Regions from separate parts of the Homo sapiens genome. Here region 2 is linked to region 1. Evidence: read pairs that join two places in POLR2A ChIA-PET (ENCODE). Cell type or tissue: MCF 10A. All regions are shown on one strand. Each heading gives the region's core, and the rest is flanking DNA. Links, peaks and the distances in the headings are about the cores only.

Region 1 (5,300 bases), core at 301-5,300:
GAAACCCCATCTCTACTAAAAATACAAAAATTAGCTGGGCGTGTTGGCGCACGCCTGTAATCCCAGCCACTCAGGAAGCTGAGGCAAGAGAATCGCTTGAACCTGGGAGGTGAAGGTTGCAGTGAGCTGATATCATGCCACTGCACTCCAGCCTGGGTAACAGGGAGACTCTGTCTTTAAAAAAAAAAAAAAAAGAGGTCGGGCATGGTGGCTCACGCCTGTAATCCCAGCACTTTGGGAGGCCGAGGCGGGCGGATCACGAGGTCAAGAGATCAAGACCATCGTGGCTAACACGGTGAAACCCCGTCTCTACTAAAAATACAAAAAATTAGCCTGGCGTGGTGGCGGGCGCCTGTAGTCCCAGCTGCTAGGGAGTCTGAGGCAGGAGAATGGTGTGAACCAGGGAGGCGGAGCTTGCAGTGAGCCGAGATCGCGCCATTGCACTCCAGCCTGGGCGACAGAGCGAGACCCCGTCTCAAAAAAAAACAAAAAAAAAATTTATTGTGACCGATGTGTTGGGAACAAGGTGCAGAGCTGGAGGGTCTGGCCTCCTGAAGGGTCAAGAGCAAGGGCTTCGAGCCTCTGTCCTGGGCATTGAGCCGTAGGGGGCCTTGGGCAGAGGCTGGGGAGGGGGCTCCTTCTTCCAGAGGCTTTGCCAGCTAACTCCTGACCTACGTCTGAGATTTCGTCTTCCTGGTAACCAAAGTGGCCCTTTATCGAATGTCTCCTGGGCAAGGGCCTGGCCCCAGCACTGCGGCCAGCTCTCTGGGGAGACACAGATAGGAGCCCATGGGTGAGGTGAGCGCGGAAGATAAGCCGCCCCCGCCAGCCCTGTGGAAACCCAGCCAGGCCTGACTGGGTTTCAAGCACAGCACGAGGTTCCCACATTGAGCTAATTTGGACAGCCAAGTGGGTGAAAGACCTTTGGTCTCTCCCTGCTGGGTAGGGTGGTTCACAGTTTTGTTCCTTTTGTGCATTTGTGCAGGAGACTGAGAAGGGTTTCTTCTGAGCAGAAAGCTTAGCCTGGGGCTTACTGGCCAGAGCTGCCTGCAGCCTGGGAAGCAGGTGGAGTCTGCAGTGCTGGCAGCGCCGCCGTGCAGCGGTGTAGCCGTGTGTGCGCGTGTGTGTGTGTGGTGAGAAACCCCACTTTTGCTGGGGACTGACTCGTGAAGACCACAAGGTCTGGGCAACACAGCCTTGGCCCGTGTGGGGTGGACACTGCTGTTTGCTCTGTGAATTCGTGACTGTGTTTGCCTCTCCTGAAACTTGCTTCAGGGGCGTCTGCGGGTTGGTGGGGCACAGCCGGGTGGGGTGAGTGCCCAAGGTTGGCCGTCCGCGTCTCCTGTGGGCTTGTCGGGGACCGGAGGGCCGGGGTGTGCTAGCTGGGTCCCGAGGGTGGAGGGCTTCACCCCCGAGCCTCAGATGAGAGGAGTGGGAGTGCCTGGCTGCGGCCGGTGGGGGTGGGTGGGGGAGGTGCCCGAGGCTGCTTCCCAGAGCTGTTCTCGCTGGCTGCTGTCTGAGCACTGGGGTGGGTGGGGAGGAGGGCGGGTGGGGGCGGGCAGCCTTATCCTGCGGGGCTGCTTGTGTACAAGTACCACGCGGCCTGCCTGGCCCTGAGCCCTGGGCAAGGAGGCGGAGGCTGTTTTTAGATGAAGGTGACTTTACTTGAGAACATGGGTTACGTCTCATGTGGCCAGAATCGAATTCTAACCTTTCTGGGGCTGTGGCCGAGGGTCAGGCGCCGTCCCTCCTCCTGCTGCTCATGGGTGGAGGCTCCTGGTGCGGCGGGCGAGATGGGGTGGTCCGTGGGGTGGGGGCGCTCTGCATTGTCCCCGAGGAGCCTCTATGGAGGCTTTCTCTTCCGGACGCCCCCCCACCCCCAGTGACACGTCAATACACAGACACCAGCATCATCAGCATCCGGAGGGACACAGGGTTGTTCCATCCAAAGCCTTTTGGTCCCTTTGGGAGCGATGCTGCCCGCTGAGAAGCTGGCGGACCCAGCGGGAGCACCGGGACCGGTGCAGATGGCGCCTGGGAGCCCGGGACTCCTGGAAAGGTGGCTGGGGGCAGCTCGGCTGCGGGCCCCACCTGGTCCTCCTCACTTTCCTGTGTGCCCTGCCCTGCCTGGAGGTGGGGTGAGGTGAGTCAGGGGCCAGCCCTCTCCTAGCACCCCTGGGTGAGGAGGATGTGGAGCCCAGCCCTGCAGGTCTGGAGGATGAGGAGAGGGGCTGCTGCAGGGCAGGAAGGAGCTTGCCAGCTGGGCAGCCTCTGGCTGTGCTTCCTGCCCTGACTCACCTCGCCCAGCTCTGCACATAGCTGCCAGTGTTGCAGTCTGGGAAATCTTAACTCCCAAGAAATGTAGGTTACCAGGAGGAGATCCCTTTGTGAAAATGGCACTGCCAGCCAGGCGCGGTGGCTCACGCCTGTAATCCCAGCACTTTGGGAGGCCCAAGAGGGTGGATCACGAGGTCAGGGGTTCAATACCAGCCTGGCCAAAATGGTGAAACCCCGTCTCTACTAAAAATACAAAATATTAGCTGAGTGTGGTGGCAGGCACCTGTAATCCCAGCTACTTGGGAGGCTGAGGCAGGAGAATTGCTTGAACCCGGGAGGCAGAGGTTGCGGTGAGCTGAGATTACACCACTGCTGAACAGAGTGAGACTCTGTCTCAAAAAAAAAAAAAAGAAGAAGAGGAGAAAGAAAATGGCGCTGCCAAAACTTGTCAACTGCGCCTGCCCAGAGCTCACCTGAGGTGCTCAGACGTGAACATTCCTGTCCCCGTGGCCTTGGGGGCCGTGACCTGTGCACTGCCACGCAGCCTCGGAGCCGTGTGCACGCATATGCACGTGTGTATGTGTTGTGTGTGTTTGCAGACGTGTGTCCTTGTGTGTGTGTGTGTGTTGTAGCGGTGCCTGGGGAGTCTGACCTCAGAAGGTGCTGTGGGGAGGGCTGCAAGGTCCTGGCGGGAGGAGGCACTCCCCACGCTTCCCCTTGGGCTGGGCTGTTCCTGGCAGGCGAGTGCTAGGCACAGTGTGAGGTTCTGTGTGGATTCTGCTGTGCTCCTTGGCAGCTCTGGGGGCCTTCCCTTGCATTTCGAAGGAAGGGGAGGCGTGTGGCTGGAGGTGAGAGGCCCTGAGGCCCTGCCTGGCTCCCAGCTTCCCAAATCCGCCTCTCTCTGGGTCGCCGCCCTCAGAGATTGCTGAGGACACGAGCTTTCCACCCACGGGCTGTCCTAACGGAGCCGGGCTAGGGGCTTCTGGACAGAGGCCGCCTGCCCCTTTGGGCTTTGGGGTTTGTTTTTCTCAGCAGCTCACCCGGGTCTCTGGGGTCAGGGTATCGGGCAGAAGTCAGAGGACGGTGCGCTTGGGACCTGAGCTCTGGGCAGCCCTCGGGGCTCAGGACTCCTGGCTCTTCTGCCCAGTTTCATGTGTTTTGTGTTTTGAAACCACGTGTGGTCCCACAGTTGTGCCCTCAGAAGCCGCCGTGGCTGCCGTGAGGTAGCAGTGGACGGGACGCCCACGGTCTTTCCCATGCCATGCTGTTTCCAGCCGGGCCCCATCACTCTCCCACAAGCTGAAAGGAAGTGGCTTCTCCACCAGCCCTGGCTGGGAGTCCTGTGGGCGAGGCCTTCCCCAGGAGCTGCCCTCCCAAGTGCCCCAGGCACTAACAAGACCCCACGCGTGCTCTCCCCACAGCCGGCTTCGTCCAGGCGCCGCTGTCCCAGCAGAGGTGGGTGGGGGGCAGTGTGGAGCTGCACTGCGAGGCCGTGGGCAGCCCGGTGCCCGAGATCCAGTGGTGGTTTGAAGGGCAGGGTCCCAACGACACCTGCTCCCAGCTCTGGGACGGCGCCCGGCTGGACCGCGTCCACATCCACGCCACCTACCACCAGCACGCGGCCAGCACCATCTCCATCGACACGCTCGTGGAGGAGGACACGGGCACTTACGAGTGCCGGGCCAGCAACGACCCGGATCGCAACCACCTGACCCGGGCGCCCAGGGTCAAGTGGGTCCGCGCCCAGGCAGTCGTGCTAGTCCTGGAACGTGAGTGGCGGGCACCTCCCTCCCCGCCTCCCTCAGTTTCCCTCCTGTGCCGCTCGCCTCCCGGCTCCTGCTCAGTAGAACCCAGACGCCTCCTCCCCTCTCCGTCCCGCTGTGCCCCGTTGGGCCCACCGCCTGGACGGAGGGGCCCGGACCTGAAGGGGGTGGGCTCGCCGCCTGACCACCAGCGCTGGGCGGCCTGGCTCGGGGCAGGCAGGGCTCTGCCCTCCAGCAGGTGGGTCCTCGTCCTCCCCTCGACCCTCGTGCCATCCGTTCCGTCGTTTCTGCTTCCCCGGGCGCCTGCCCGGCTCCCTCCCTGAGCGTCCATACTGCAAGCCTGAGGGGCCCTCCAAGCTCAGCCCAGGCTTGCAGGTCTCAGAACCTTCTGTGTCCTTCGCAGCATCTCGTTCTAAGGGATTTTCAAATTTCAATTCCTAGCGGGAATATTGTAAACTAACCAAGAACCAAGAGATTTGCTTGGTTGGGGATTGGCAGAAGAACCGGGGTGCTCCCAGCACTGCTGGAGTGCCGTCAGCCTGGGGCTGGGGGGATGTGGGGCCACCTGAGTGCCTCCTAGAGAAGGGCACGGGAGCCTTGGCCGGGGGTGCTGTGGCTATTTTTTTTTTTTTTCCTGGAGATGGAGTCTTGCTGTTCCCAGGTGGAGTGTGGTGGCACAATCTCGGCTCACTGCAACTTCCGCCTCCCGGGTTCAAGCGATTCTTCTGCCTCAGCCTCCTGAGTAGCTGGGATTACAGGCATGAGCCAACATGCCCAGCTAATTTTTTGTATTTTTAGAAGAGACGGGGTTTCACCGTGTTAGCCAGGATGGTCTCGATCTCCCGACCTCGAGATCCACCCGCCTTGGCCTCCCAAAGTGCTGGGATTACAGGCGTGAGCCTCCGCGCCCGGCCACCACCGCGCCCAGCTGGCTACGTTTTTAGAAAAGAATTTCCAGTTTGTGCTGGGGCTGCTACAAGAGCTCGATGCCCTGGTCCCTGCTCAGGGACGTGGGTGGGTGCCTTGTCTGTCCCCACACCCTGGTCCCAGCCTCGTGTGTCTCTGGGCAGGAACATCGCCAGGCGGGGCCTCTGGGTTCCCAGCGCCTTAGCCCAGGGCCCGCCAGCTGCCAGCGAAGGGTGCCTTCCCGAAGGGGGTGCCTTCCCGAAGGGGCCTCCTCAGCAGGCGCTGGGCTCTTCCCTTCCCGGAGGCGTGGCCAGAAGTTCCCCTTGGGCCTCCGGTCCTCGGGGCGTAAGGGCC
Region 2 (5,361 bases), core at 60-5,059, 130 kb after region 1:
CCTGCAGCTTGTGATGCTTCTCAGACCCATTCCCAGCCCTCCGGGGAGTCACAGAGGGGTGAGATCAGACAGAGGTTTGAATCCGGGGGTGGCCTTTCCTTGGATGGAGCAGTATTTAAAAAAAAAATTGGGCCAGGTGCGGTGGCTCATGCCTGTAATCCCAGCACTTTGGGAGGCCCAGCTACTCGGGAGGCTGAGGCAGGAGAATGGCATGAACCCGGGAGGCAGAGCTTGCAGTGAGCCGAGATCGCACCATTGCACTCCAGCCTGGGTGACAGCGAGACTCCGTCTCAAAAAAAAAAAAAAATTTGTAGAGATGGGGTCTTTCTGTGTTGCCCAGACTGGTCTCAAACTCCTGGGCTCAAGTGATCCTCCCTTCTCAGCCTCCCAAAGTGCTGGGATTACAGGTGTGAGCCACTGTGTCTGGCCCTGAATCATTTATTTTATTTTGAGCCAGGTTCTGGCTCTGTTGCCCAGGCTGGAGTGCAGTGGCATGATCACGGCTCACTGTAGCCTCAACCTCCCAGGCTCATGCGATCCTCCCACCTTAGCCTCCCAAGTAACTGGGACCACAGGCACACACCACCGTGCCCAGCTAATTTTTATTTTTTATTTTTTATTTTTTTTGAGATGGAGTTTCGCTCTTGTTGCCCAGGCTGGAGTGCAATTGTGCGATCTCGGCCCACTGCAACCTCCGCCTTCCAGGTTCAAGTGATTCTCCTGCCTCAGCCTCTGGAGTAGCTGGGATTACAGGCATGCACCACCACGCCCGCCTAATTTTGTATTTTTAGTAGAGACGGGGTTTCTCCATGTTGCTCAGGCTGATCTCGAACTCCAGAGCTCAGGTGATCTGCCCACCTCAGCCTCCCAAAGTGCTGGGATTACAGGCGTGAGTCACTGTGCCCGGCCCAATTTTTAATTTTTTGTAGAAATGGAAGTCTCACTAGGTAGCCCAGGGTCTTCACCTCCTGGATTCAAGTGATCCTCCTGCTTCAGTCTCCTGAAGTGTTGGGATTACATGTAACAGTCACTTCATTCACCCTGAATCATTTATGTAGGGGACAAAAATCACCGTCTCTCCAAGGACAGAACTTCTTTTTTGTTTTGTTTTGTTTTGTTTTGTTGAGATGGAGTCTTGTTCTGTCACCCAGGCTGGAGTGCAGTGGCGCGATCTCTGCTCACTGCAACTTCTGCCTCCCGGGTTCCAGCCATTCTCCTGCCTCAGCCTCCCCAGTAGCTGGGATTACAGGCGCGCACCACCATGCCCAGCTAAGTTTTGTATTTTTAGTAGAGAAGGAGTTTCACTGGCCGAGCGTGGTGGCTCACACCTGTAATCCCAGCTACTAGGGAGGCTGAGGCAGGAGAATTGCTTGAACCTGGTAGACGGAGGTTGCAGTGAGCCGAGATCGCGCCATTGCACTCCAGCCTGGGCAACAAGAGCGAAACTCCGTCCACCCCAGCCAAAAAAAGAAGTGGTTTTGCCATGTTGGCCAGGCTGGTCTCTAACTTTTGACCTCATGATCCACCAGCCTCAGCCTCCCAAAGTGCTGGGATTACAGGCGTGAGCCACCGCGCCCGGCCTGGTCTCAAACTTTTGACCTCGTGATCCACCAGCCTCAGCCTCCCAAAGTGCTGGGATTATAGGCGTGAGCCACGGCGCCTGGCCGCAAAAATGGAACTTCTGCATCACAGGTGACTAACGGTGCCAGGCACACAGTAGGTGTTCAATAAATCACTTTGGACTAAAAGAACACAGAGGCCAAGGGGAAGTGAAGAAACGACTCACAGGTCAGTTTTATTGGGTGCCTAGTGCAGGGGTCAGTACACTACGGCCCTCGGATCAGCTCTGGCCCTCTGCCTGTTTTTGTAAATAAAGTTTTATTGGGTGCCTAGTGCAGGGGTCAGTACACTACGGCCCTGGGATAAGCTCTGGCCCACTGCCTGTTTTTGTAAATAAAGTTTTATGGGCACAGAGCCATGCCCATGGTTTTACATATTGTCTCTGGCTACTTTCACTCTGCGATGGCAGAGCAGAGTCATTGCCGCAGAGACTGTGGCCTGCAATGCTGAAAATATTTACTCTCTGGCCCTTTACAGAAAAAGTTTGCCAAACCCTGAGCTAGTGTGTGCTGGGCCCTGTGCCAAGCCCTTTGTGTGTGCTCACTCAGTTAACCCTCCCACAGCCTTAAGGGTGGGGGCAGGGGGGTGGGGGGGAATAAGGCTCCGAGAGGTTGAGAAACAGACCCAGGGTCACACAGCTTGGAGATGGGTGAGCTGGGAATCAGACAGACCCGGGACCCCTGATATTCTTTAGGATCTTAGCTTTGTTAACCTTTGCTAATTTATCTTATTGTCTTAAATGCTAAAATGAATACACATTCATTGTAAAAAGGGAGGAATAAAGAAAAGGTGTTGACGGCCTTCTTCAGCCTGGGGTACATCCTGCCGTATCTTTCTCCACAGCTCATCCGGGGCTACTTTCCTTTAAATCTACAGCCATTCAGCAAACATCGGCAGAGGAGAACCGTTTTATAAGAAAACTAAGAAGTTTGGAAGAATCTTTCCTTCCTGCCCACCCTGGACCCCCATGAGTAGGTGTGCTGGGGCTGGTCTGCAGTGTTCTCACGGGAAACCAGGAAGCTGGGCCCAAGGCCTACATGTTGGGGAAGACAGGTCCTGCCTGTCTCCTGCTGTGGCTCCCCAGTGCTCTGAGGACAAAGCCTGAGCTCTCCCTGATTCTCCACCGTCCCTCTCACTCACTCTGGTCGTCTGGTCGCTGGGCCTTTAGTGAGTGTGCCATGGGGGCCCTGGGGCCGATTAAATTCCAGCCCCGGGGACCAGGCTCAGCTCCCAGCCAGGGCACAGACAGATCAGCACCTGCGGTTGTCTCCACCCCAACCCCCGGCCTTTGCAGGCACAGCGCCCTCCACCAGATACTCCGGCAAAGGAGGCCTGGGGACCCTGCGAGCGGGGCCGGGGGTGCAGGGAGCTGTCAGCTCCTCGCAGCGGCCTCCCCAGGACCCCCCTATCCCCTCGCTCGCCCTGAAATGTGTGTCCCTCTCGGCGTCTGGGCTCTCGAGAAAGGCCTTTGCTTGTCTGACTTCGCGAGGGTCCCGGCTCTGGCCCAGGAGCTGGGGAGGGGCGGGACTTGGTGACAGCCGGGTCCCAGCACCGCGCCCAGACCTAGGCCCTTCTCAGGGGTGCCCCGGGGCGGGGCGCGCGGGGCGGGGGGCGGCGGCGGCGCAGCCGGCAGGAGGCGCAGCGCCCGCTCGCAGCGCGGGGAGGTGGGAGGGGAGCGGGGCGGGGAGCGGGGCGGGCGGGAGGGAGAGGGGAGCGCGCCGGAGACGCGCGCGCCCAGCCCACCCCCCGCGCCCGCCGCCGCCCGGACAATAAACAGCAGCTTTGCGCGGGGCGATGCCCGAGCCGGTGCCGCCGCCCCCGCGCCGCGCAGCCCCGGCCGCCAGGCCTTAGCCCGCCCCGGCCCCCGCCAGGCCGCGTCCCCCTCCCCTCCCCTCCCCCGCGCGCCACCCGCGCCCGCCCCCGCCCGGCACCGCGGACCCACCCGGACCTCGGCGGGGAGATGGAGTGAGTAGGCGCGCTCGGGCCGCGGGGCTGGGGGCCCGGAGCTCCGGGAGCCGGGGAGGGGGGAGGCCCCCTCTCTCGCGCCCCATTGGGGGCGTCGCTGCCCCCGCGAGGAGCAGGAGGCGGCGCGGGGCTGCTGGGGCCGCAGCGCAGCCGGGAAGAGACTCGGGCTGGGCCGCGCCTGCCGGGAGGCCTCCCCGCTCCCGGACCCCGGCTGCCCACCCACCGGCGCGTGGGGACCCGGGCAGCGGCGGCTCGGGCCAGTCCAGGACGCGGGGAGGGGGAGGCTCGCGTCTCCGCCCGCGCCCCGCCCGCGTCTCCAGGGCGAGCCTCGGCTCTCGGCCACCTGTGGGTGGCCCCGGGGAGATGGAGCGACCCCTCCCCAGATTGCACCGGTCCGGCCTCGCGCTCACGCACCCTTCCCCCGCCCCAGTCTGAGCGCACGGCTCCTGGCGCCCTGGACGCGCGCGCGGGCCGGTGCCCCCCACCCCCGCCCTTCCCAAGGGCCTCCAGGGGTGTCCTGAGCCCCCCGCCACTGCGCAGGTCCCGAGTTACCGCTGGAGGGAGAGGGGCTGCCCTCGGCTTCCCGGGTCTCTGGGGTGTGTGAGAAGGGAGAGGAACCGGCGTTTTCCAGCGGGGCGCCTGGGTGGGATACCCTCTCGGGGAAGTGTCTCGGAGCTGGGGCTCCACTGGTGTAGCTACAGGAGTGGGCTGGCCCTGGGCTGGGATCCCTGGACCCCCGCATGGCTGCGCCTGTGTGTGTGGGGGGGGGGTGGCCAGTGGAGGCACCGAGCGAGGGCGCGTGGTCATTTCGGACACCGGTCCCCTCCTCCCGGTGCTCGGGTGCCCCTCTGCCCCTCACTCCCACAGGTGGGCACTGCACGGGCAGGGGTCAGGAGGCTCCTCCTGGGGTCACCCACCTGCCCACTTCAGGACAGGGGAGCCAGCTGCCCTGCTGAGGCCCGGGTCCCCACCCCAGCCCGAGGACCGAAGACCGGATCTGGAGGCCGCCTGTGGCCCCCTGCCCTTCCCACTGGGCGTGTTTTCTAAGCCGCCAACTTTCCCCGGGGATTCACCCGTGACCCGCCACGCCCGCGGCTGGGTGGGGGCCGCTGCCTCCCTCCCTCCCTGGGAAAGCGAGACACCCAGTGTCCTCTGCTTTTGAAAACCCAGACAAAGGCCTGACCCCTCTCCCCGTCACCCCGCCCCGGGAGCTCAGCCAGGGGCTCAGGGGAGCCAGGGCCCAGACTTGCCTGCTCCACACCCCCACCCCCCAGCCTTGTTTATCTGCCCTGCTCGCCAGGCCCCGGAGGAGCCTCTGGGCCTCTGACAGCCAGGCCTGGGCAGGGTGTGGCTGTGGGGAGGGGGCTGCCTAGGAGGACGACGGAGATCTCCCTCCCAGAGGAGGGGTGTCAGCGAACACTCCGGGTCGGGCCCATTGTTTCCTTCCTGCCACCCCTTCCTTTCCCACGGGGGATACTGAGGCCCAGAGAGGAGCTGCTGCCCCCCCCCCACCCCCCCTCCATCACACAGCACCTGGGGCCGGGGGGCCTCGGTGCCTCCTGCTCTGCTCCACGGTTTCTCCGTCCTGGGTCAGAGGGTGGCCCACAGGTCCCCCATTGGGTCATCATTGCTTTTGGGGATGCAGACATGGGACAGGCACCCAGTGTTAACCGGCTGCTGTGAGCCGCCATTCGAGGACGACTCTCTCCCCGGTTCCCGGGCTGACAATGGGTGGGGACAGGCCCATCTGGTGCCGCCCGGCCTTGGACACCTGCC

The links. Peaks named below come from ENCODE experiments on the same cell type or tissue, not always from the same donor. Only the 100,000 strongest peaks of a DNase experiment are listed, where the experiment ranks them.
Region 2: POLR2A ChIA-PET joins it to region 1 with 5 read pairs; 6 of 35 experiments call an interaction of 5 or more read pairs at or near these places.

Annotation. Positions count from the first base shown.
Region 1 is chr19:574,076-579,375 of GRCh38, forward strand. BSG (basigin (Ok blood group)) reads left to right here. Exons shown (of 9, transcript NM_001728.4): 2 at 3,699-4,046. Among named protein-coding and RNA genes, the nearest start is that of BSG, 4.1 kb to the left of the region's middle. In MCF 10A, for the core only: no CTCF peak of the experiment used is centred there; DNase peaks (open chromatin) are centred at 966 and 2,276.
Region 2 is chr19:705,567-710,927 of GRCh38, forward strand. It overlaps PALM (paralemmin), which reads left to right and starts at 3,369. Exons shown (of 9, transcript NM_002579.3): 1 at 3,369-3,585. The coding sequence starts at 3,581. RefSeq lists an enhancer at 2,366-2,926 and a silencer at 2,379-2,615. In MCF 10A, for the core only: no CTCF peak of the experiment used is centred there; a DNase peak (open chromatin) is centred at 2,145.